Regions from separate parts of the Mus musculus genome. Here all the other regions are linked to region 1. A link is a loop called in an ENCODE intact Hi-C map of the cell type or tissue named here. Cell type or tissue: gastrocnemius. All regions are shown on one strand.

Evidence for each region. Hi-C counts contacts between places; a loop is a spot of excess contacts. Peaks named below come from ENCODE experiments on the same cell type or tissue, not always from the same donor. Only the 100,000 strongest peaks of a DNase experiment are listed, where the experiment ranks them.
Region 2: it touches region 1 in a loop (7-fold over the local background); 7 of 42 quality-filtered maps call a loop at or near these places.
Region 3: a loop joins it to region 1, with 4 times the contacts of the local background. A loop is called at or near these places in 18 of 42 quality-filtered maps.

The regions. Positions count from the first base shown.
Region 1 is chr2:137,110,102-137,118,101 of GRCm38, forward strand. Jag1 (jagged 1) reads right to left here and starts at 6,419. Exons shown (of 26, transcript NM_013822.5): 1 at 6,076-6,419; 2 at 5,303-5,608. The coding sequence starts at 6,156. In gastrocnemius, CTCF peaks have their summits at 4,202 and 4,755 (motif pointing right); DNase peaks (open chromatin) are centred at 3,459, 4,267, 4,750, 5,377 and 3 more places; H3K4me3 peaks cover 7,609 bases; H3K27ac peaks cover 7,202 bases.
Region 2 is chr2:136,886,998-136,894,997 of GRCm38, forward strand. Mkks (McKusick-Kaufman syndrome) reads right to left here and starts at 4,409. Exons shown (of 6, transcript NM_021527.2): 1 at 4,046-4,409. Slx4ip (SLX4 interacting protein) reads left to right here and starts at 5,171. Exons shown (of 8, transcript NM_028834.3): 1 at 5,171-5,364. In gastrocnemius, a CTCF peak has its summit at 53 (motif pointing left); DNase peaks (open chromatin) are centred at 52, 4,206, 4,548, 5,162 and 1 more place; H3K4me3 peaks cover 3,272 bases; H3K27ac peaks cover 3,273 bases.
Region 3 is chr2:137,939,000-137,946,999 of GRCm38, forward strand. No RefSeq gene overlaps it. Among named protein-coding and RNA genes, the nearest start is that of Gm14062, 66 kb to the left of the region's middle. In gastrocnemius, a CTCF peak has its summit at 3,959 (motif pointing left); a DNase peak (open chromatin) is centred at 3,953.

The DNA of each region.
Region 1 (8,000 bases):
TCCTGTCACTTGTCCTGTATTAGCAGTATTTCTGGAGAGGCCCCATTCTTCTCTGTAATCCGCACTTCAGTCAGTCCAGCCAACTCTATTGTCCTGCCTGAGTCTGGGTGGCCAGAGTATAAAATATTCCAGTCACAAAACATGGGAAACAAAAAACGAGTTCAGAGAGTCCATGTGTGGGCACACACAATTCCTGTCTTTTAGGGTTTTGGCAAGGTGAGGGGTGGAAAAAAAGACCACTCCCCTCGTGCATGCAAGCTGAGGCTCCAGCCACAGAAAGCGACCATTTTTGCAGGATTTGACATGTCAATAGAGTGTGATCTGGCCACAAAGAGTGATTTTCTCATCAAAGCCCACCTCAAAGACTCACCAAGGGGCCCCAGAGCTCATACCCAGATTGCAGGCTCTCAATGAGAGGCCCCTAACCCCTTTCCCATCATTACCCTTACCTGTTTGAAAGGCATCCCACTGATAATTAAATGCACCAGTTACAAAAGGGTGGTGAGGTTAATAGATAGAATACCAGGGAGCCAGCCAAGCACAACCGTCCAGTTCACACAGAGCAAGCCCAAACAAGAAGCCTTTCTACTGATTTACCAAAAGTGCATAAAAACTAGGCTGAGCTGGTAGAGGGCTCAGTTTGATTATTTACATGCCCCCTTTAACCACTAGGAGCCACCCTGGGAATGTCTTCCCAGTCCACATGCTGCTCCAGAGAGAGATGTTACTGACACTATGAGTAAGGACCAAGGGGCTGCTGTGGGCCAAGCAGTAACCTAGCAACACCAGTTTTCTGAGCCCAAGACTCACCTCCCTCCCCATCCTGTCAGAGTCCTCACTTTCATGCCTCCAGATACATCTTCCAGCCCTTGGAAGAAAAGTTTATTTTGTTCTCATTATTGTTAAAGTAGATTTAAGGGCTGGAGCCAAATGTCACTTGGGAACAGTTTGAATCCTAAAACCTTGGGCTAGTTAGGGGTATGTCTCTAAAGCTCCACCAAGAAGAATTCTCAGGAATATTTGTCACTATGGATTACCAAGCTGGCAGTGTGCACAACCACAGACTATGCGTCCACGCAGAAATAATCTATGTGAATAGAAAGCCTGACACTCTGGAACCAAGTTAGGCCTTTCCACAACATGGCTACTCCGAATCTGGCTCCCATGTGAAGTGAGGACTCCTTGTAGCCTTAGCCTTGTTTTCTCACAAAGCGCCTTTTCCCTCCATGGTAAATTTCCCACCTGCCCTCTGTACAAAGTGTCCCTGAAGGTACCAGAGCTTGTAAAGACCTTAGGCAGCATTCAGATTGCTGGCTCTCTAGGAGGTTTACCCCTACCACATTGCTGCTGCCTCTGCCTCTGCCCAATTCAGCTACCAACAGCACTGAGCCTTCACTATTCTCTACAAATGTTCCAAGGCCCTACACAGCTATGGGTGTGGAGTTGATGGGTTGCAGATTCTTTTACGTACTGGAGGTTTGAGCAAGTTGCTAAGAAACAAGAAAAGGAGGAAGAAAACACAGAGAGGTCTATACCTGCAGGAAAAGGAAAACTATTAGGAACCAAGAAAGTACTCCAGGTCACAGCTGTTTTACAGTGCTTGAAAGCCACTCTACCTCCGTGTTCCCCAAAAGCCCAGTAAAGCAACTTAAACATTTGAGGCAGGTTTCTTAGAACAACAACAAGAAGAAGAAACAATGTTCTCTCCATACACACATCATCCCTTGTGCTTAGCACTTACACAAGCGCACTGTCTGCATACATGCTCGGCACACAGGTGAGGTACAGAAAAAAAGCTAACTTAAAGAGAGTCTTATTCCTCTCTCTTCCATGTGTCCACACACATCTAGAGGAAAGACAGCAGACAGCATAATCATACCCAAGGACTGGCAATTTAGATTCTGTGATTAACTACCTGATGGCAACTTGACTCTAACTCCTGTTATTTAGTTACTGAGGCTATAAGTGTGACACGGGTTCAAGCTGGCATCCTCTTCTGCTACATTGGTCACGTTTCATTGGCTTTTCCTAAAATAATTAAAGTTGCTCTCAGCAAGACTCTGAATAGGGTCAGTGGTATTTAAAGATAAAGCCAGACACCCCTGTTGCTTTACCCCAAGTCATTACAAATTTAGGGCCACCAATGCAGCCATATGACTGAGGTTTTCAAAAACAGAAGTAATTATACTAATGCATTTTTAATGAGCAGGCACTACTGGGATTTTGAGCTAGTTTGGGGAGGTGCAAATTAACCATTTCGGTGATTTATTAATGGTTATTCCCAAATCATTTCTTGTTAAGCCCAATTACCTGTCATAACTATGCTCTTATCACCTAGTATCCAAATTGGAAAATAATAAATCAAGCTAGCTGCTGCAAGTTGAGCTCCCTCACAGCATGGATGACAACCCAATCAGAAGCACAAAGCTAAAAGACTGGGGCCAGAGCAACTGATACTGGAGTAGGATGTAGCCCAAGGGCAATATAAGCGAATGCGATACTGAGATGGCAGGGACGTCCACTGCAGAGCGTCTCACAAGCTGGGATGTAGACTGTGTTTCAATCCTACCAGATCATTTCCTCCTCTTCCTCTATAGGCCACGAACAGGGGCCATACTAGCAATCAAAAGAAAGGAATTACATGACTTTCTTCACTGAACTAGCTTTACCAAACACAGTGTTTCCTTTCTCCGTAAGCCAATTTAGGAGTACTTAGCCCAAAAGACAACTGTGCCTGCTTAGGGGTTGGCAGCTTATGTGGCTATGAGGCCAAGGTAGGCTGGAGGCTTTGTTTGCCTTTTAAATTATGGCCTACTCTGAAATTCCAACATCTCCACACCAATTCCACTGTAAACTAACTAAGAAGGAGGAGAAATAAAAATTAAGTTTGTGGGGCTTGAATTCAAACCCAGGACCTTTAAGAATGGTAGGCAAATACCTATTTTGATGAGCTACACCCCCAGCCCGTTTTAAAAACAAGCCTCTCGTGTTAATTATCAAAGCGAATGAAGCTGTGCGACCCATTACTAACACTTGTGAAGCTTAAGGCTTTCATTGAAGCTAAGACTCACCCTGGAGCCATTCTTGGAAGTTCCAGACAGCAGCGGTTCTCTAACCACACTGAGGAAAATAAACTAAAACAACACACACACATACACACCCCACTTGAGTTTATACACACACACACACACACACACACACACACACACACACACACACACACACACACACACACACACACACACACACACACACCCACCCCACCCCCCCCCCCCACTTGAGTTTCTCTTCGGAAGTAAAGCCTGTGTTTCGCAGGAGGCCTGTTTGGGGGCAGCAGTGTGGAGACTTGTTTAGGAGTGATCCATGTACTTGGCCCAGCTTCAAAAAAGAACCACATTCTCGGTGCTGACCCAGTGGGGCTCCCTCTTTCTAGAAAACCCGAGTCTATTTCATGGTCGGTGACCCGTGGGGCCTGAAGGCACTGAACAGTAGGAGCCCAGCAGTGGTGGCAACCCTCCATCCATCCACTCACACCATTTCTGCTCCTTGTCGGTGAGAAACTCTCTCTTCCAGGTGTCAAAAGCAGACAGCCACACTTCTGGGTCACTTTCCCCCAGCCAGCCTGTGGAGCAAGTCTGTCTGCTTTCATCCAAGCCATCCTCCCCCTGACCCCTCTCTCCAAAATAAACCTCAGCCAGGCCTGCCGTTCTTTCCACATCACTAATAAGATTCCTTTTATGGTCTTGTGAAAAGCGAGGGGCTCGGACTGATCCTAGGGAGGGTGGAACCACCTGCAGGCCCCTTCCTCCCGAAACTCCAAACACAGCTCAAGGGCAGCCAGTACTCACCCTAAGCTCGAATGGACCCAGCCAGATTTAGAGGTGGCCAACCTCTTTAGCTTAAAGTTCTCCCTAATAGGGGATTAACAAACAAGACAAACATTCTTTGTAAAAGTGAAATCCCACAGCGGACACAGCCTTCAGATCTGAAGAGATTTCACCTACAGCGGCAGTCCCCTGCCAAAATAAGACCCTTTTTAATAGCATGTTTTCGATAACTGTCTTATCGCACCCACAGCAAAGGCCAACTCCTGTAAACGCAGACATTAAGAGCCAGCTCAGCTTCACACACAGACAGCCAGACAGGCTTCTCTCCCGCCCCTCTTCAGAGTTTCAAATCACAGCCCAAAGCCGCGGGTAGGAGGCAGCAGAGCGCACCCCATCCGAGCACGTGGCGGAAAGCAATCCTCTGGGGCACAGATCTCCCCCTCTTACCACCCACCCTCGGAGCTCAAGCTTGGCGGAGCACCAGTCCTGGCAGCGAGTCACGCCTCCTGGACAACGGGCACACCCCCCACCATTTCCCTTTCCTCCCCTTCTGCAATCGCACCCATCTTCCTTCCACCCATTTTGGGATGTTGCAAGGGTTCTGCCGCAGTCTGCCAGCGGTACGCCGGCCTCAAGCAGCTCCGAGGGAAAAGGGGGAGATGAGGGCGCACGCAGTTGCACCCGCAAACACGACTTATAGCGGGCTGCCTCTTCTAAGCCTTACTAGGGCGCGGGAAGGGCTTGCGGAGGCCGGGTGCCCTCCGGACGAGAGAGTGCGCCCGCCCTTCCCGGGGAAGTTTGCAAACACAGCTGTTCCAGAACTGGGGAACCGCTGGGAGTAAGGCAGCCTGGGCTGCACCGAGCGGGGGCGGGAGGAAGGGGCCGGCAGGGGGCGGAGGTTCCCAGACTAAAGCTTGGACGCCAGCCGGAGACAACCCCCCTCCTGCAGCCGCCACTTCAGGCTGGGAGAGCACCCCTCCAACACACTAAAATCTCCCCACTAGAGCCGCGGGAAGCCTGCTCCCCCACACCCTGCAGGAAGGACACACCCGCCCTCGGGGCGGCTCACGGGAAAGGGGAGGGTGCCAACTTGGACAGCGTATGCAGGGCAGACTATGCGCAGTCGCCTTCCAGGGCACTACGAGTTTTAATTAGTTAAGCAAAGAAATCATCTATAATGACCGCCTGGTCGAGGGTGGGAACTGGAAGTAGCAAGCATAAAATTAGCATCCTTGCGTACTTTCCCCCAGCAATGCTCTTCAGAGACCCCATTTCGCTGCGCTAAGCAGACACCACCCAGAATGGAAGACCCGCCCGTCTCATCTTGTCCAGGTCCAGCTGTAGTCTGGACTCTCAAACTTGCCACCCCCAAAGCCTCTCAACTTAGTGCCAAGTTTCAAGTGGCATTAAATCCTTCTCAAGGCAATATAGGGCTCGGCCCCGCGTTCGACTCTGTCGGTGTGTCGCTCACTCACCGGCCAGGCGAAACTGAAAGGCAGTACGATGCGATTACGGTCGTTGCCACGGCTGGCCTTGAGATTGAAGGTGTTACCCCCGATGACAGGCGTAGACCCTGAGCCGAAGCTGCAGGGTCCCCCGGCAGTGACGCGGGACTGATACTCCTTGAGGCACACTTTGAAGTACGTATCACACTCGTCGCGGGTGCACTTGCGGTCGCCAGGGTTCCGGACTCCACCACAACAGTTCCCATTCTGTAGCTCTCCATTCACGTTCTGCATGGACAGGATCTCCAGCTCAAACTGACCCGAGGCCCCGCACACCTGCCAGCGAGGAAGGAAGGTCAACGCATGAGAAAGTTTTCTCTGAAGGTGGAGGTGGAGACTCCTTGACACCCCCCACCCCCAATACACACACCCCAGGCTGCCAAAGATCCTCGGTGGCAAGTGAAAATAATTTTGCAAAAACTAGGTTTAGGGCTCAACCTGGTTTGGGGGCATAAAAAACACAAGTGCGGGAAAACTAAGACAAGTGCCCCGAAGGACCGTGAGAACGTAATGATCGCATTTTGCCCAGCCTGGAGGAGTTTATCTTTCGAGGCCAGGGGCTCCCCTCTGGGGAACCAGCGTTCCCTCACCGGGTGCTGCCTCTCGGGTGAAAAGTCAGGGTCAGGGAGCCTTGTACTCAAGGGCTCCGGAACTTGCACTGGGAGCCACAGCCGCTCCCGTCCAGAACGCCACGAGGGAAGGGAGAGGACCGCGGGGAGCAAGAGCGGGAGAGAGACTCCTACCTTGGCTCGCAGGGCACAGAGCAGGGCGAGCAGAAGACTCAGGGGGCGCCCGGGCCGGCCGCGCGTCCGTGGGGACCGCATCGCTGCGCCGCGCGCCACGGGCACTCCGGACGCCGCCGCCGCTGCTAGCGCTGGTGCTCCCGCCGAGGCTGCCGTCGTCGCTGCCCCCGCGGCCGCCGCGTCCCGGCTCTAATATACTCCGTGGATTGGAGCATGCACGACTGGAAAACAACACTACTTTTCAAAAGCCCTTTCAAGAGCCGCGCGTTCCAGAAGGCAAAGAGCCCGGCCTCCTTTTATTATTCTGATCGCTTCTTTGAGGCGCTCCCCCCTCTTCCACCTCTCGGCTTTCTTTCCTTCTCTCGCGCTCCCCTTCTTTTATTATTATGATTATGCGCAGCCTTTTATTCCCTTTCAGATCAGCTGCATGAAACGCGGGGAGGGAGGGGAGGAAAAAAAAAAAAAAAACCTGAGCCTAGCTCGCCGGCCGGCTGCAGGTAACACAATGACGCGTGCCCGCCTGGCTCTCGAAGGGACCCGGAGCGCCGGTCTGGGAGCCGGGACTCCGGCTGGCCACCTCTTCTCAACACGCGGAACAAGGCGCATGCGCGATTGTTAATATTCATAAGGGGCGTGCCATCTATTGGGCACGCCCCTTTCCTCCGGGTTGTTGGGGAGGGGAGAAATTGAGAAGGGGTTGGAAGTTGCGGGACGGACCGGGTGGCATGGCCGCCCGAGGGGCCCCCACACGCAGATCAGTGTCCCGGGGAGCCCGGGCCAGGAGAAAGGAACCTGGAAGGACCGTGGAGGAGCCCATGGCTCTGAGAAGCCCAGAGCGCCTCCGCTGGACCGCCCCCTCGGTGCACGGCCTGGGCTCCCTTGCAAGCCCCAGGTGTAGGCGCCGCGGTACGGCCGGAGCAGTTGGGGCGGGCGGCTTCCGCCTTCGGAGCCGCCTGCGTCAGCTGCGGCTTTTGCCCCGGGGAGGAGGGCCTGCCCGCCGGGAACCCGGGCCGCTCCCAGCAAGCGAGCCCAGAGCCCTGTGCTGGCGGCGGCGAGACTGGCGCGCTCGCCGCCGTCTCCTCGCCCCGCAGAGGCGACCTGGGCAGACTCTGCTGGGAACTTTGAAAAACTTTCCCGGAGTCAGACTTGCCGCAAACTCGAGGGAAAGCCTCGGCCGCGCGCCATCCCTTCCCAAATCCATGTCCGTGGAGCCTCGGAGGGGCTCCCAGCGTCCTTTCCAGACCGCGCCGGGGCAGAGGCGTGGGGGAAGCAGGGGGAGTGGCCGGCGGGCACCCGGGGGCTCAGCCCGGACTTCGGGAAGGGCTTTCTGAGACGCCGAGGGCTCCGCCAGCCTCCAGCCCGGGCGCAGTGGCGGGACTGCACCTGTAGGCGGCCTCCGCGCTGCTCTCTGGGTGGCGAGACGCGGCCTGAAAAGAACCTAACCGCTGTCGTGGTCCACAGAACTTGGCTTCTCCTGGGTGGTGGTGGAAACCGATGCCATTTTCCACCTTGAGGCAGGCCTCGCAATTAGCAGCGACACTCCTGGTCATAATCAAGGTCAAAGGGAACCCAAAGGCTGGCTGAAGTCTCTGCCAGCTCCACTCCAGGCGGGTTTAAACGGAGCTCTTTAGGAAAACAGATTTCCATTAAAGGACGAAAAGGGTTTCTTAACTTGCGTTGAGCCTGTCCTGAAGAAAAGCTCTGATTTTTCCGAGATTGCTTTAGCGCCTCAACCCTTCTAGACATCAGGGCATGATGGGTAAAGGGAAAAACAGTTTCCAACATGCTGAACACGACAACATAACAACACAGGTTATTTGTGGTTATCTACGTTTAAAGAGTGGCCCAGCATAGATAGTGCCCCATACCACTTGATGGGGTTGAGAAAGCTGAGTTCCAGGCTAACAAAGATGGTTCCGTAACTT
Region 2 (8,000 bases), 220 kb before region 1:
CTTTTTAAAAAAGAGATTCTTATTCTGTCTATGAGGTTTCCTGGGCGCCATCTGCTGGCATTCTGGGCAGTGTGAAGTTTCCTTCGGCTTAAAATATATGAAAAACAAAACACTCATGAAGAGAATACCAGCGAGGTTCTTAAAATTAATTGACCTGGCTCTTGTGCTTGGGATGTCTGATATTAACTATTACTTTGTCTTTAATGAAAATGTTGATGTTGGATAGTTGTAAATTCCAATCATTGACTTGAATAGTTCTTTTAAAAATACTGTCCTTATAAAAACAGTTGTTATTTTCAATTTAAGCAACAGTCCAAGTTTGGTCTTTAGTGTAGACACCAGGCACAACTGAAAAAATGGCTAGAAGAGAAGATTCTTAAAGTTTTCCTCTTAAAGAAACAACCTTTGAAGAAATAGCTATGTCTAACTGGACTTAATCATCATGCAGCATATAGTGCCGTACAAGTACAGATTTAAAGGAAAGGAATCCATACTGTGTGCACGCCTAACCTGTCCAGCATGGCAAAGAGAAGAATGGTTTGCCCTCCCCCCACACTTTGTAGATATCTCCCCTAAAATGGCACAAATTTTGTTAGACTTTTCTAGTCGTGTAAATACACATACACCAAATTAAAACTAAACTTCTACTCCCAGTGAGCCAATGGTTTGCAGTTGAATTCTACAGTTTCCACTCTACAATCTTACTGCTTTTCTCACTCACCACTCAAGGACAGCTTGATCAACATCTAAGTTGGGGAAATCTATTTGATGTCAGTAAAGGTAATTAAAACCAAACAATACTGAAAACCTTATATGAGCATGTCACTAACTATAAGGTCTAAAATGCAACTGATGGATGCCTGAGAAGTACCAACCTTCTGGCAGTCTGTGATTCATTAGAAAGGACACAGTGATTTAGAGCTGTCTCAGATGTCTCCCATTCCATTCCACTGATTTTTAAAATTATCATCTAATATTATTATATCTGAGTTATAATTATCCTGATTGTCATCTGGCCTTGGCACTAGTGTGGGGAAAGAGAATGGAAATTATGCAGACTGTTCTGGATTAAGTGTCCAGTTGTTTGGCCCTCAGTGTGACAGCAGGGTTTTTATCTGTCTCTAAATTCAAAGGGCCAATTTCTACCCTTCATCCTTTTTGAGATTTTCATTTTTTTCTACCTTTGTATGGGATACTGATCCCTCTATTTCTTGTCCAGTCTGTAAAAATGTACTTGTTCTAGATCTCATTTTAATCTTCCCTACTGCCTAGATTAAGTAAGCGGTACTTCTGTTACCTATGGTCTAGTCTCATTTGCTGTCAGTTCCAACCCTATTGGTCCCTCTTCTATGTCAACCTACTACTCTTAAAGGTCATCTTCCTCTGCACGCTTGTGACCATTTTTCTCCACTATAAAGAAACAAAGGTTGTAATCTCAGGCCTGGGAACTACAAGAGAGTCACTGAGAAGATAGCATTATTCCAGGTCATCCATCCTTCAGCAAAAGAGCAAATACTTAGATGACATAAAACTGTCTCACAACTAATTAAAACAACAAAAACCAAACTGATCTGAGTCATGAACAACAACAAACTTTCTTTCCTTCCAAACTGCTGTTATACCTGTATTTTATTGGGGGGGGGGGGTCAGACAAAAAGAAAGAGAAAGCAGGGCTGGAGAAATAGATCACTCAGTAGCTAAAATCTTTTGCAGAGGACCCACATCCGGTGACTCAAAACCATCTGCAACTCTAATTCCAGGGGATCTGACAGACCTTTAGGTCTTTAAGGGCACCTGCAACTCAGTGCACATATCCAACAAGGAGACACACATCTATACATAATTGAAAACAATACAAGATTAAAAATATACTAAGCTATCCAACTCAGAAATCTGGATATAATGTATTCTACATTTCCCCTCACTCTTCAAGACTGTCCACATCCTGACATCTCAGATGATCTTCCTAAGATGCAGTGACGACACTTAGGACCTCTAAATGACTTTCTTGTTTTGTGGTCTCATTATCAGTAGCACTAGTCACTGGGGAACTTAGTAGAAATGTAAATTCTCAGGCTGAACAACCACAGAAGCCAAACTCCAGGGTAGTGTCGAGGAACATTTAATACGATTCTCAGGAAGTCCTAAAGCTGAGTTTACAGGCGACTGTTTTAGTGACCTCGATTGTCACTGAAAACCTTTATACTCCTAACAGGGTTACAGTTTAATCTGTTATTACAGCATACAAAGGCCATCCAGATTTAGTTTTTCCCAACGAGTTTTCAGAAAATCGAGTAAACCAGGTCAATATGGCTGAGTCATAAAGCAATAACTTAAAGGGATGAACTGTAGATTCCTATCGCCTGGACTTCAAATCTCCCCTCAATCCTCTTTACACCTGTACTGTCTCAGCTAAGTCACTGGCAAGAGTACTAATGAGTTCCACATCAAGAACCTGCTGTGCAATACACGCTCCTGCCGCAGCCTGGACTCAGTGATAGATAGGTAAGGACTGGTACTCAGTGATAGATAGGTAAGGACTGGTACTGTGCTTTGATCACCGGAAAAGGGAGGATGTGTTTTTCCTTTGCCTTAAAAAAAAAAATGTTGTTGAGATTCCATGAGGCAGGGTCACATGTAACCTGTGCTGGCCTCCAATTCATTATGCTAGACAAGAAAATGAAAATAAAATATTCAGCTGGGCGTGGTGGCGCACGCCTTTAATCCCAGCACTTGGGAGGCAGAGGCAGGCAGATTTCTGAGTTTGAGGCCAGCCTGGTCTACAGAGTGAGTTCCAGGACAGCCAGAGCTACACAGAGAAACCCTCTCTCTAAAAAACAAAGAAACAAAAAAATTAAATTAAATAATAAAATAAAATTTCAGATTCTCAAGAAACAGGTTTTGTGGTTTTGTGTGTGTGTGTGTGTGTGTGTGAAAGTGTGGAAGCCAGGTAAGCAATGAAGGAAATAAGAAAACTTTTACAGCACAGAAAAGCTGCAAAGACAGAATGGATGGCACTTATGTTTGTCTGAGGACAGTTAATAAAGAGTTGGCAAGTGATCAGATGTGTGAACTTCTGGATACCTAATCTACATATACAGAGGTGTTAGGCAATACCAGAAATTTTGAGCAAACATGACAATCAACTTTAACTTCTATTACAAATTAGTTATCTTCAGAAAATTAATTAGAAACCAGTAAATAACAATAACGAAAAACCTCCAGACCACCTCACATCCAAACTATACATAGTTGCTTATTTGGGGTAATCTCTCCATGGCAGGTTGTGCATGTTTGATATCAACAGACACTAACCAGACTCTGTGTCCACTGAGGTGCCTGGGTCATGTTCAGAGAATAAGGGGAAAAAGCAAGAAATGATGAGAGATATGTAAATCTCAGAAACTGGCTAACAACCCGAGAGTAAAACTCCAGAATGACAACTGTCTTTTTGCTTGCCTTGAGTAGTTTAGGCTGTTCATTTCCCCCAACGTGTCAACTTATTGCTTTCTCAAGATGCCAGCAACTGTAAATAACGTGCATTTTAAAGGTATTTCCAGTTCCTGTGGCATTATGGGTCTGTCATTTCAGTTACAATTCTTGTGCATGTGAGTTTGAGGAAGCTCTATTCAAACTCTACCTGATATTGGTCACTCCTCCTCACCCACACTGATCCATCATCAGATAGTCACATCCTGAAGCTACTTTGTTTTTATTGTTGTTGTTTTGTTTAGTTTGTTTGTTTTCCGAGACAGGGTTTCTCTGTGTAGCTCTGACTGTCCTGGAACTCACTGTGTAGACCAGGCTGGCCTCCAACTCAGAAATCCGCCTGCCTCTGCCTCCCAAGTGCTGGGATTAAAGGCGTGCACCACCACCGCCCCGCTCTGAAGCTACTTTGAAAGCTGTCCTTGGGCCAATCCGGTAGCCAGGTGCCTCTGTATCCCCGCCCCCAAATACCCTTGTCCCAACCACTCGCGACCTTTCCGTGCGGGGACGCGGTGAGGCCGCAGGCTGGCTTCTCCACCAGCGGCCTGGCCCCTCTCACCTGCCCACCAGCAGCTGCACCTCTAGGTCAGGCCACCTTCACCACCAGAAACCAGAAATCGCGCTTGCACAGCAACCAACCACGCAGCGGAGCGCCACCACCTTTGCCCTGCGCGGCAAGAAGGCGCATGCGCAACTCTATGCTCACGCGCACCACCCCTCCTTCCCCCGCCCCTCTTCCGGGGTTTGCGTGAAGCTCCCGCAAAGGAAAGCTGCGGCCGTCACCGGAAATCTTACGGGCAGACGTGTATTCTGTCTGTGCGCGCTACCAAAATTGAAAGGTCACATCACATCACATCACAGCACCAAGAAGGTGGCAGAGCGTGCGGCTCTCTGCTCTCTCGAAAGGTATTTGTAGAACGAATGAAGCTGTTACCAGTCCTAGGTGGCGTTTCCTCTGTTCTGACCAATCACAAGGCGCCTTGCCCTGTCACTCAGTTGTCAATTCCCACCTCTCTCAGGACGCCCTAAGCTGTAGAAACTGGCTCCGCCCTGCCGGTCCGAGTGACGTCAGAGAGCGAACATGCGCAGACAGAGCCTGTCGCCATGCAGGAAACTTCCGCCCAGTCTAGGAGCGGGGTTGGCAGAAGTCGGGAGTCTTCAATTCAGTGCCGGATCCGGTTGGTTAATTTCCTTGGCTTTGCCTTTCTTTTTTTTTTCTTCAGAGATAAGTCTTTTATTCTTTTGAACCACCCGAAGCATTATGAAATTATGTTTAAACATATTTTATTTCGCTTTTCTCTGGCACCGTGAAAGGCACCTTTATTTTTCAACGTATCTTTTAATCTTCCTCATTAAAAATATTTTCTACTCTTGCCCTATAGTTTTGTGATACGAAAAACACGGCTTTTGTTGTTGTTGTCCATCAGTACATATCGTTGACGTACAGTGATACATTATCTGCCAATTGTATTTGTGGCTTTTCCAACCTCTTAAAAAAAAAAAAAAAATCCGCTTTGGCCGCCATTTTTATTTTGGTCTCCATAAAGCGTTGATATCATCGACAGAAGCCATTTTTCGTTTGGGCAGTTCTTTCCGGCTATCCCATTACCTTAGCCAGGGCTTCGGGCGCCATCGTAGGTGCTGGCAGTGGCTTCCAACCGAATGAAGTCGATAATGCCATCTTGTGTTTGGGCGCTGGTTGCATTCTCTAACGTGCGAGGGGACGCTGGGAAACGGGAAGTAAGCCAAAGCTGCTGAAGCTTGGTCTGCCGCCTTTTTAGTCTGAGTTTTCCCGTTCAGGTACTATACTAGTCCACCAGTGACCCCGGACAGTAACAAAGCATTACAGCCCGAACCCACCTCCCGCCACCATCGTAGGTAAGAGCGTGTGATACTTCGTTCGGATAACCCAGCTCTTCCCTCAGTTGGACCGAACTGTTTGGCCATCTTATACCAATACGTATTTTTGTTTTGGATTTTGGGACTTAACACAATTTTTCTCTTAGGTATTCCTTCTCTTTCCATTAGAATTGTTAAACACCACTGTTCAGGAAGACTGAGATTTAAAGGGACAATAACGTTGAGGGAATTTCCGTAGAATAACAAAGCAAAATGGATGGAACAGCAAATTTGATCATTAATTGTATGGCTTTCTGCATCTATAGAGGTGAATATAGCTCCCAGAGGACTTTAAAATGTGATCAGCTGTGTTTGTATATTCTTCCCATTCATTCATTCATTCATTGAATTTGTTGAATACTTAGCTAGTTTTGTGCTATAAAATATAGAAGTAAACTTCAAAACAAAACAAAACGAAACCTCCTTTTCATCCACTTGCTTTGATATATCCAAAGCTGGGACCAGGAACATAATGTTCTAATGTTTTTTTTTTTAGCACTGCTGGACAAGCAACTTCATGTTCTCACTTCTCGTATTTCTTGGATACTGTATATAGCCATAATTGTAAGGCTAATAGTCCAGGTAGCATGGCCTTGTTGCTCAGTGTAATCATCGACCAGCCATCCCAGCATCTTCTGGGAGCATGTTTCTTGGAATGAGTAGAAGCTGCACTTGGGCACAGTATAATAGTGACTTGGAAACTTTGGACTGTGGCTTACCTTAGCTTTTTGTAGCACCAGGCTTTCTTCTGTGTCTTCTTGTATGAGAAAAGAAAATCAGTAGTTCTCAACCTTGGCTGCCCATGACAGTCACCTGGGAAGCTTCTAAACCAGACTTCAGACCAGTTGCAGATAGAAATGGAGACTATGTGGAATATAGATGACACTAAGGTATTTGAGACATGGTTTTCATGCTGTTAGGCGTAAGATTGGTTTTCACCTTCCCTCTTGGCTTTACTTAAAATACCATGGAGACAGGGAGGAGTATTAGGTTGGGTGGGTGTTGAACCAATGTCCCAGTGACTGGTTACCTTGTCAACCAGCTTCCCAGTAATTGTTACTTTGCCATATATGTCTTTTCCTTAGTCTAAGTGGGAAAGAAGAATGAACACCATTTGTTTTACTGAGTCTCACATGAATGTTTCCATTGTGGATATTCATGTTTTATGAGTATGTAGGAAAACATTATTACACTGAAATATTGCTTGTTTGCAATTTTTACAGTGCTACTAAGGGTAGTGATGTAGTGTGGATGGGTAAAAAAATCAGTTCTGAAACGTCTTCCCTGACTGTACATCCTACTTCCTTCACCCCAGCTCCATCTCTGAGATCTAAAAGACAGTTACCCACCCTTGTGCTTGAGTTTCCTAACTTGTAAGGTAGGACTCCTGTGAGAGTTAGCTAAGTTAATACAAGCAATGTGCTTCCTAAGTACCTGGCATGGGCTGGAGAGCTGGCCCAGAGTCAAGAGCTGTGTGCTGTTCTAGACAACCTGAGTTTAGTTCCCAGCACCTATGTCAGGCAGTTCACGATTGCCTGTAACTCCAGCTTCTTGGGAACTCAGAGGTGTCTGATGTCTGCGGGTGCCTACACTCACATGTGCAAAGGTGCACACAGTCACACCCCCATGCACATAAATTAAAAAAATTCTTTTAAGAAGTACCTGGCATATACTAGCAGCTATGAAAATATTACCTGTAGCTGTATATTTTATTATATTATAATTACAAGTTTGGATTATTAAGATTTTATTTATACATTCCCATGACTGAAATTCTTTGGCTTTCCACTTTGTGCATCAATTTGAAAAACAAGGTGGTCTAAATACATTACCCAAGGCCAGGAAGATGATTTTTAAATACATTTTTTAAATCAAAAGATCTTCTTTTAAACATAGCCTTATTGAGATGAAGTTGTAGTACAAATAACAGCATTTCTTTAAAATGTACCAGGTGATGTGTTTTACATATATAAACACTGGTGAATCATCATCACAGTCAAATAATGAACATACCTATCACGCTCCAAAGTTTGATCATGTTCCTTGGTAATTCCTCTAGCTACTTTTTTCTAGGCAGCTGCTGACCTATCAGTATAAACAAGCATTTTCTAGATTCTTATTTCAATTGGAATCTCGTACTATGGTTTTTAATTTGAGAGGGAGTATGAGTAATTATTTTGAGAACCATCTTTGTTATATTGATAGCTCATTTCTTTCTTTCTTTTTTTTTTTCTTCCTAGTTAGTTTTTTTTTTTTTTTTCTTTTGTGGTGCTGCAAATTGAAGTCAGGGCTTAGTGCTTGTTAGGCAAGTGCTTTATCACAGAGCTACAGCCACAGACTCTTCAGCCTGTTTGAATCGCTAACTGCTCTCAGTGTGTGGCTATACAGTCATTGTTACAACTCACTAACTGATAACCATTGAGATTTTTGTTTTCAGTGTGCTCATTTTTGCATAACTATGTTCTTCTCCAGATTATTTCAATAGAAAAAAGTTATTAAAAAAGTTATTTAGTGCTGTCTATATACTATGAAAACAGAAGAATATAGTGGTAAAATATTTTGTGTTGGGATTACCTTTCTCTTATATAGTTTATGCCTTAATTTTTTATGAAAAA
Region 3 (8,000 bases), 830 kb after region 1:
AATCAGATTGAGTTTAAAAATTCATAGCCAAGATGACTGTATTACAAACTAGCCAGGGAGCCTCCTGTTGCCCTTTCTTCAAATGCAAATAGTTTCTCTGGACCTAACAAAAGCCCAAGAAACCGGACAAAGAGTGACAGGCTTTGGACAGGAAAAGGGAGTCCCTAGCACGGAGTTATAAATAGGTTTCTTTTGCGTGGTTTGCATAGAAAGCTCTCAGTGTGGCCTGGCTGTTGCTGTCCCTGTCTTCTCACAGATTGTCAATGCAGACAGCCGGAAGGGCCTTAGAGAGAAGGGACAGAATTAATAAAGATTAGTCAGAGTGTTTCGGGCAGAACTTTGGCAACTCTTGATTGACAACCCCCAGTCCTGGAGGCAGAGAGGTCATCCAAAATGCAGATAAGGGTCACGTGACAACCACAATGACAGTTGTCCCACAGCACCCAACAGAAACTTGTGTCAAGACTCTCTGCAGACATTTTAATACGTAGATACTAAAGTCCCTGATGCAAGCAAAATGGCCTTGTATTTGCATATGGCCTGTCTGCTTTGAAGCATTCTAGATTATTTATACCATGTGAAATATGATTGATGTGAATGTAATTGTTAAACTGCACTCTTTGGTGAGTGAATTATGACAAAATGGTCAGAATATGCGCTGGGAAATTTTTGAAACTACTTTCTATGTACAATTGGTTGAAGGTGTAGGGGTGTAACCCGATACACTGAGGGTTTTTGGAGCAGGATTGCCTCACCAAATCCATTTGCTTTTGGTCTGGTTGCTGACTCTGGTTTCAAGTACTCTGTCCTTCAGCTGGGGTGGAGCAAACTACAGCAAACAGCAAAGGCCCAGGTGGGATTCTTGTGCTTCAGAGGGTAAGGGCACAGAAGGAAAGCATGCAAAGCCTCTTGGAATTTCTCAGGAATAAAAAGAGTTTGCCACTCATTAAGCCTGTTCTTCAGGAGCTTCAGGCTTTACGGACCTGATCATATCTGTGTCATAGGGAGTATGTTCATCACAGCCTCTAGTCTTTCTTTCCCTAAGCCCACAATAATCCACCACTTATCTGTCTGTGTGTATACATGTGTGTAGAGGGGCCAGGGAATGGACTCATGACCCAGAGTAGATTGCCCATACTTCATATATTTATACATATACATATATATTCTGTACATGCATGTCTAAATTAAAGGTTAACTTAAAATGAAACACAGTAAAAGATTAAAAACAATAACTAATAAGAACAATTATAACAGAATACTATCAATAAAAGTTACTTACATGAACAAAGCTAAATTAAAAAATTGCTTATTTCTGAAAATTTCCATTTATTAATTTGGAAAGTGGCTGATTGGAACAAATAAAATTGTAGATCACAAAACATAAAGGAATAGGGCTTAGTACTTGCTTCTCTCTACCTGTTCCTTGATTCTGAAGTCTCAGGTTAGTGGGATGGATCTGCTGGGCTATCTTTGTTGCAGAGACAAAAGCTTTAAGCTGTGGCAGTAACTCAGCTCCACTACACGCGGTCGTATCCTGCATGTGGGTAGCATCTCAGGCTATGGGAAGAATACGGTACTTATATTTGTCCTCTCCACATCACTGGGGATATGTTCCATCACCCCAGGGAAGTCTTGCTTAATAATGAACCTGTAATTATGATCCTCATCCAAATTTTATACAACTCACCATAGATTATAAAAACAGTTTATTCTTTCTTTTTTAAAACTTAGAGGGCCTTGGTGACACCACAGGGCTCTCATTGTTCAGATGAGAATTGAATACAGTAGCTTCAAAAACATCTGTATGTAAACATTTATACACAGTTCTTAGTGAGATATCCAAATTTTTAGGGGAGGAGTCATAAAGAAATTTAGAAAAATAATGACCACATCACCAAACCCTTAAGTATTTCTGCTATGGACTTACTAATGAATTTTCTCCAAGTCATGTTTTTGTGTGTGTGTGTGTGTGTGTGTGTGTGTGTGTGTGTGTATGTGTGTGCCCTTGCGCACTCATTTGTGTATGCATGGATATGTTTGCAGAAGCCAAAGGTGAGATGTCCTCACCAATCTCTCACTGAATCCAGGGCTTCCCAGTTGAGGCAGGCTGACTGACCAGCAAAACCCAGGGAACATTTGGCCACAGCTAACCGTGCAATAATGGAAGTTGAAGAACATTTATGAGATGGGATCTAGCTTGAGGAAATGGGTCCTTAGGAGAGGGATCTAATTTCTCTTCTGGCATAAACTGCCTGCCCCACCATGCCTTCTCTGCCACAGTGAATTTGTACCTTCAAAAGCCATCAACCTAAATAATGCCTTCCTCCCTTCAGTTGCTTCTTGTCAAGTATTTCATCATAGCAGTGATAAATGTAGCTAGTATGTGTTCTGGTGTGTTTTTAAAATTTTGTAATGTTTTAATTACTTTGAAATATTTTGTAACTGATCAAATGAATCTAAGTGATGACAGTGTTGGGCCTCACTTTTAAAATCAGACCAGAAGGTAAGTTTAAAGGAACGGTATCGATAAAAATTTCTTTTCCAAAGATGTGCCTCATGTTTTCTCTTCCCTTTATATACAAAGTGTCTATAATTTTTACATTGCCACAAATTAAAAGGTACTAACCATGTGTTGCATTGTCAGAGTTCAGAGTGTTCAGGACTTGATTCTAAGAATTGAAATAAAACTACAAATACTCACCATTGAAGCCTATACTTAAATATTGTTTCTAACATATTTTGCCAGTGTTGTTTTGTGTTTAAATGTTAATGGAAAGTAGGCATCAAGAGAGATAATTGGGAGGATAACTGGGACACAAGAATGGCTCATTTATATAAAGCCATTGTGGGGCCAACATGATACAAGAGTCTGTGGTCTAGAATCTCTTTCTCTCTCTCTCTCTCTCTCTCTCTCTCTCTCTCTCTCTCTCTCTCTCACACACACACACACACACACACACACACACACGGTTATGGGGGTGCGGTGCTCCTGATTCTTGTCTCTGTCCTTGGCAACTGTGTAATAGTTAAAAGTCAAAACTGCAATAGAGAGTAACAATCCAGATTACTAGAATACTTTAAAAATGGCCAGAAGACAGCTGAAATCTTCCCGTTTAACATCATCTTAAAATGGAAGAATTGCTTAGTCTGTGGACAGGGTTTTTCTGTTGTTGATGTATTGTTGATGTGCTGACTTCCCCAATTCTGGCAGGTATTATTACACTTTGTGTGTTGGTTGTAGCCTTTCTTTTCACCCCACAAGTAGTCATGTGAACCCAGCACTGTAATCCACATGCACACAGAAGCTTTGCGTCCTGAGAGCAATTAAACATTCTAATGATTTTTCTTACTGAGTTCCAACGGAGTGACCTTGTACTCAGCAGCAGCACACAGTTGAAGGTGTGGCTTGATAACCCAAAGAACTTCTCAGCCTGGGTCCATGCTATTTTATGCATCTGTGGAAATAACACTATTTAGATCATTTATGTTAAAGATGACCTAAATGTTTCTTCTAAGGCTGAGTCCACAATTTTGGCAAATTATTACAGCTAAGAGTCAATTACAAAGAGACACCTTGGAGGCAGTGTCTCTGAGCATGCCACGAGAGTCCCATTTGAATCAAGCTACCTACATTTGGGCAATTGTCCAAAGTATTTGAACTTTTCCCCTTCTCTAGTTCTAACACGAACACTAAAAAGCAAACAAAACAATACAAACAAACAAACCCAAAAACTTGTAAGTCTTGTAAATATGACCAAGCAGAGTTTCATTGACTTCATTTTTTTGTTCTTAAAGTTAAATTATGATGTTTCCAACTCTTCTTTGAGGTGTAATGTTGACCATATTTGACAGAAAAGCATAAACAAAGAAGAAGCACTTCAAGCCAGTGTTGTCTCCTGAAAGGACGGGAAACCAGCTCATCGTTCAAATATTATCAACTGTCGCCCTCTGCTGGCTAAATTCTGGAGTTCGGTTTCAGAAGAAAGCAACGCACTGGTTTTACTGTGAGCATGTGTGCAAAAGCTGCATATGCAGATTCTCAACATTTGTAAGGCATCTATGCTTAGCTGAGCTTCCAAGAGTTTTTCGTATTGATTCATCATCGTGGATAAGTTGAAGCCAGGCTGGGACTGATACCTACATCCATTAAAGATGGTTTCTGTTAAAGAGCAGGATACATAAGTCAGCCATGAGAAACAGCTGTCTCTCTGCCATAAGACCAAAAAAGGATCACAACCTATAGATGCTCCTACCTATAACTACCGCATGCTTTTGTGCGTTTTCAGGACTACCTGACGGTTTATAAAGAATACAGGGAATCTTAATCAACACATCTTCTTCCAGGGGGTGTGTCTTAAGGCTTCCTCAAATATAACTTTAGGTTTAATCCATGGGAAATCACAAACGCAGAGTTGTTAAATGTCAGCATTGTCAAGGGACAGAGCCAGAGCAGAGCCAGAACTACAACCCATTTCCAGGATCCTCACCTTACCCATTTCCAAGGATGTTTCTGCACTGTTGTGCACGTAGTCTGTCACACTGGTGCATCAGGAAGCCATTAGGTGTCCCTCTGCCAATTGTGTTTCTTGTCACTGAGACGACAATAGCTAACAGCAAAAACTTAAAAAGGAAAAAGTTCATTTTGTCTCATGTATTTATGATGTTCAGTCTACAGTGGCTTAGCCCTATGTGCTCGAGAAGAACATCATGTTAGTCAGAGCATGCGTTTCCTGATCCCAAAGACTACCTAGAATCCACCTGTCCTTTAAAATTTTATTTGGCAGCTTATTTATTTTTGTCCCTCTTTTATCTAATGTTTCTATCCTCTGAAAGAATGGGTTTGGGGGAGAGACAAGCCATCTTTTTAAATTTTTTTTAATTAGGTATTTTCTTCATTTACATTTCAAATGCTATCCCAAAAGTCCCCTATACCCTCTCCCCCCACACACCCTGCTCCCCTACCCACCCACCTCCACTTCTTGGCCCTGGTGTTCCCCTGTACTGGGGCATATATAGTTTGCAAGACCGAGGGGCCTCTCTTCCCATTGATGGCCGACTAGGCCATCTTCTGATACATATGCAGCTAGAGACACGAGCTCTGGGGTACTGGTTAGTTCATAATGTTGTTCCACCTATAGGGTTTGAGACCCTTTCAACTCCTTGGATACTTTCTCTAGCTCCTCTATTGGGGGCCCTGTGTTCCATCCAATAGCTGACTGTGAGCATCCACTTCTGTATTTGCCAGGCACTGGCATAGCCTCACAAGAGACAGCTATATCAGGGTCCTTTCAGTGAAACCTTGCTGGGGTATGCAATAGTGTCTGCATTTGGTGACTGATTATGGGATGTACCCCTGGGTGGGGCAGTCTCTGGGTGGTCCATCCTTTTGTCTTAGCTCCAAATTTGTCTCTGTAACTCCTTCCATGGGTATGAAGTTCTTAGGCAAATGGATGTATCTGGAGGATATCATCCTGAATGAGGTAACCCAATCATGAAAGCAGTCACTTGATATACACTCACTGATAAGTGGATATTAGCCCAGAAACCTACAGTACCCAAGATACAATTTGCAAAACACAAGAAAATCAAGAAGAAGGAAGACCAGTGTTTTTCTTTAATTCTTTTTACATAAGAATGAAGCAGTGAACCTGATATAGCTGTCTCTTGTGAGGCTATACCGGGGCCTAGCAAACACAGAAGTGGATGCTCACAGTCAGCTATTGGATGGATCATAGGGCTCCCAATGGAGGAGCTAAAGAAAGTACCCAAGGAGCTAAAGGGATCTACAACCCTATAGGTGGAACAACAATATGGACTAACCAGTACCCTCCCCACTCTCCCACCACCCACCCCCCTCTGCATATGTATCAGAAGATGGCCTAGTCAGCCATCAGTGGAAAGCGAAGCCCATTGGTCTTGCAAACTTTATATGCCTCAGTACAGGGGAACGCCAGGGCCAAGAAGTGGGAGTGGGTGGGTAGGGGAGTGGTGGGGGAGGGAATGGGGGACTTTTGGGATAGCATTGGAAATGTAAATGAAGAAAATACCTAATTAAAAAAAATCAAAGAGTTGCTTTAAAAAAAAAAAAGAATGAAGCAGTGAGGACTCTGTGAGCACATGATATCCCGCCGTGCATAAAGATATGTGCAGGAGGTGTGAGAACCTGTTTTGCAAAGATCTTAGCAAATGTTTTCTTACCCCACTCAGAACTGCAGATAGAAACAAAGCAATGATTCCACCCAGGTGGGCTTAGCAAACCGATTTTCTTAACTGGGTTATGTTCAGGATCGTGGCCAGCTTATGGGCAGCTATATCACCAACAAAAGGTATCCAGTTGTCAGCAATAGCTAATTGTCTTATCTTTGGGGAAGGTGCAGGCGGACATCATGAGTCCTGCCACACTTCATGATGGGCTGTCAGTGAGCCTAGGTTTGTATGCGTATCCTCAGGCAATTACAGCTGTTGGGTTCAAGGGGGTGAAGGCCATGCCATGCCTGGTAGACAGTGTCCTCCAACAGCTTGTCTTAGGGCAAATTCTCACATGTGTCTGCATTATGAGCCCAATGAATCAATACAATTTCTATTCTGATTTATTTTATACAGTAACAACTCAGTGCCACTTTCCAGGAATATAAAATGTATTCTAAGAAACCACTACTATGTCAGTCAGTCCTGGGAACTCGTGACTATTATAATGCTAGCACCCAGGAGGCTGACATAGCAGGATTGCCATGGGCACAGGGTCAGCCTGAGCCACAAAATGAGTTCCAGGCCAGCCTGTCACAAAAATAAAACAAATAAACAAACAAAATTGAAGCCACCATGTCTGTATTTATTTCTATGAGCCCACATTCTGCAAACTGTAGTCTTTAATTTTCCTTTGGATTTCCTATCCTCCACATTTATTTAGTTACTATTGTAGGTGGGGACATCTGTGCTCAAATTTCAAAGCAGACTCTGGAGTGCAGGATGTTGATTAAAGAGTGATACCTGTGGATGGCGATGATCTAAGGAAGCATCGTCCTCTCAGGGTGGAGCTCTGGAGCAAATATTAGCCTTGGGGTTGGGCCCCAAAGTGTCGCTATGTTCAGATATGTGTATGCTGGGCTCCCACACTCTTCTGTGATGCCTGAGAGAAGTGAGATCTTAATGCAACAACTCCCAAATGAAGTAATAATCAAGAGACCTGCTTATTTCTGGGAGTTGAAAAGTCAGATCTGCCTCGATGGCTGTGGTACTCAACCTTTCTTAGACCGTTTAATACAGTTCCTTATGTTTTGGTGACCCCAACCATAAAGTTATTTTTTCTTACCAATTCATAACTGTGATTTTGCTACTGTTCCAAGTTATAATGTAAATATCTAACATGCAGGATATCTAATTCACAAACCCCAAAGGGGTGGAGATCCAGAGGTTGAGAACCTCTGTTTGACGGGCTGTGGAAGGCTACTTTTCTCTGTTAGTTCTATTACACAAAACCTGTCTGCAAACAAATACACAGAGCACTGGGCCTCCCTTCAATCTCTCCCACCAAGCTGTGTGTCAGTGGAACCATAGGCTCATGTAGTTACTGATGTGTGTGCTGCCAGTGCTTTCTTCAGTAGAGAATTTATCAAAATGTAGAGAAGTTGCCTCCACCATGACTCTCAGAAAATGGGCCTGTGCATCTCACCACTGAGACATAACAAGGGTGCTCTGATGCTGCATAGGCTCTCTGAGTGAGTAGACTGCCTGTTTGTTCAGAAAGTAGAGTAAGTGTCACCTCTGCCTTACCTCAGAGGTTAATCCCTTTACTTTATACACAAACCATAATGGGTCTTCCCGGAAGCAGCCCCATACAGGAAAAAACAAAACAAAGCAAACAAACAAACAAACAAACAACGCATGAAAATGTTGTTGTGGAAAACTACCTAAAGGGTGAAGAGGAGAAAGATCGAGAGGAAAGCCTTAATCTAGAGTAGAGGTTCAGATCCCCATTAAAGAAGGGGAAGAGAGAA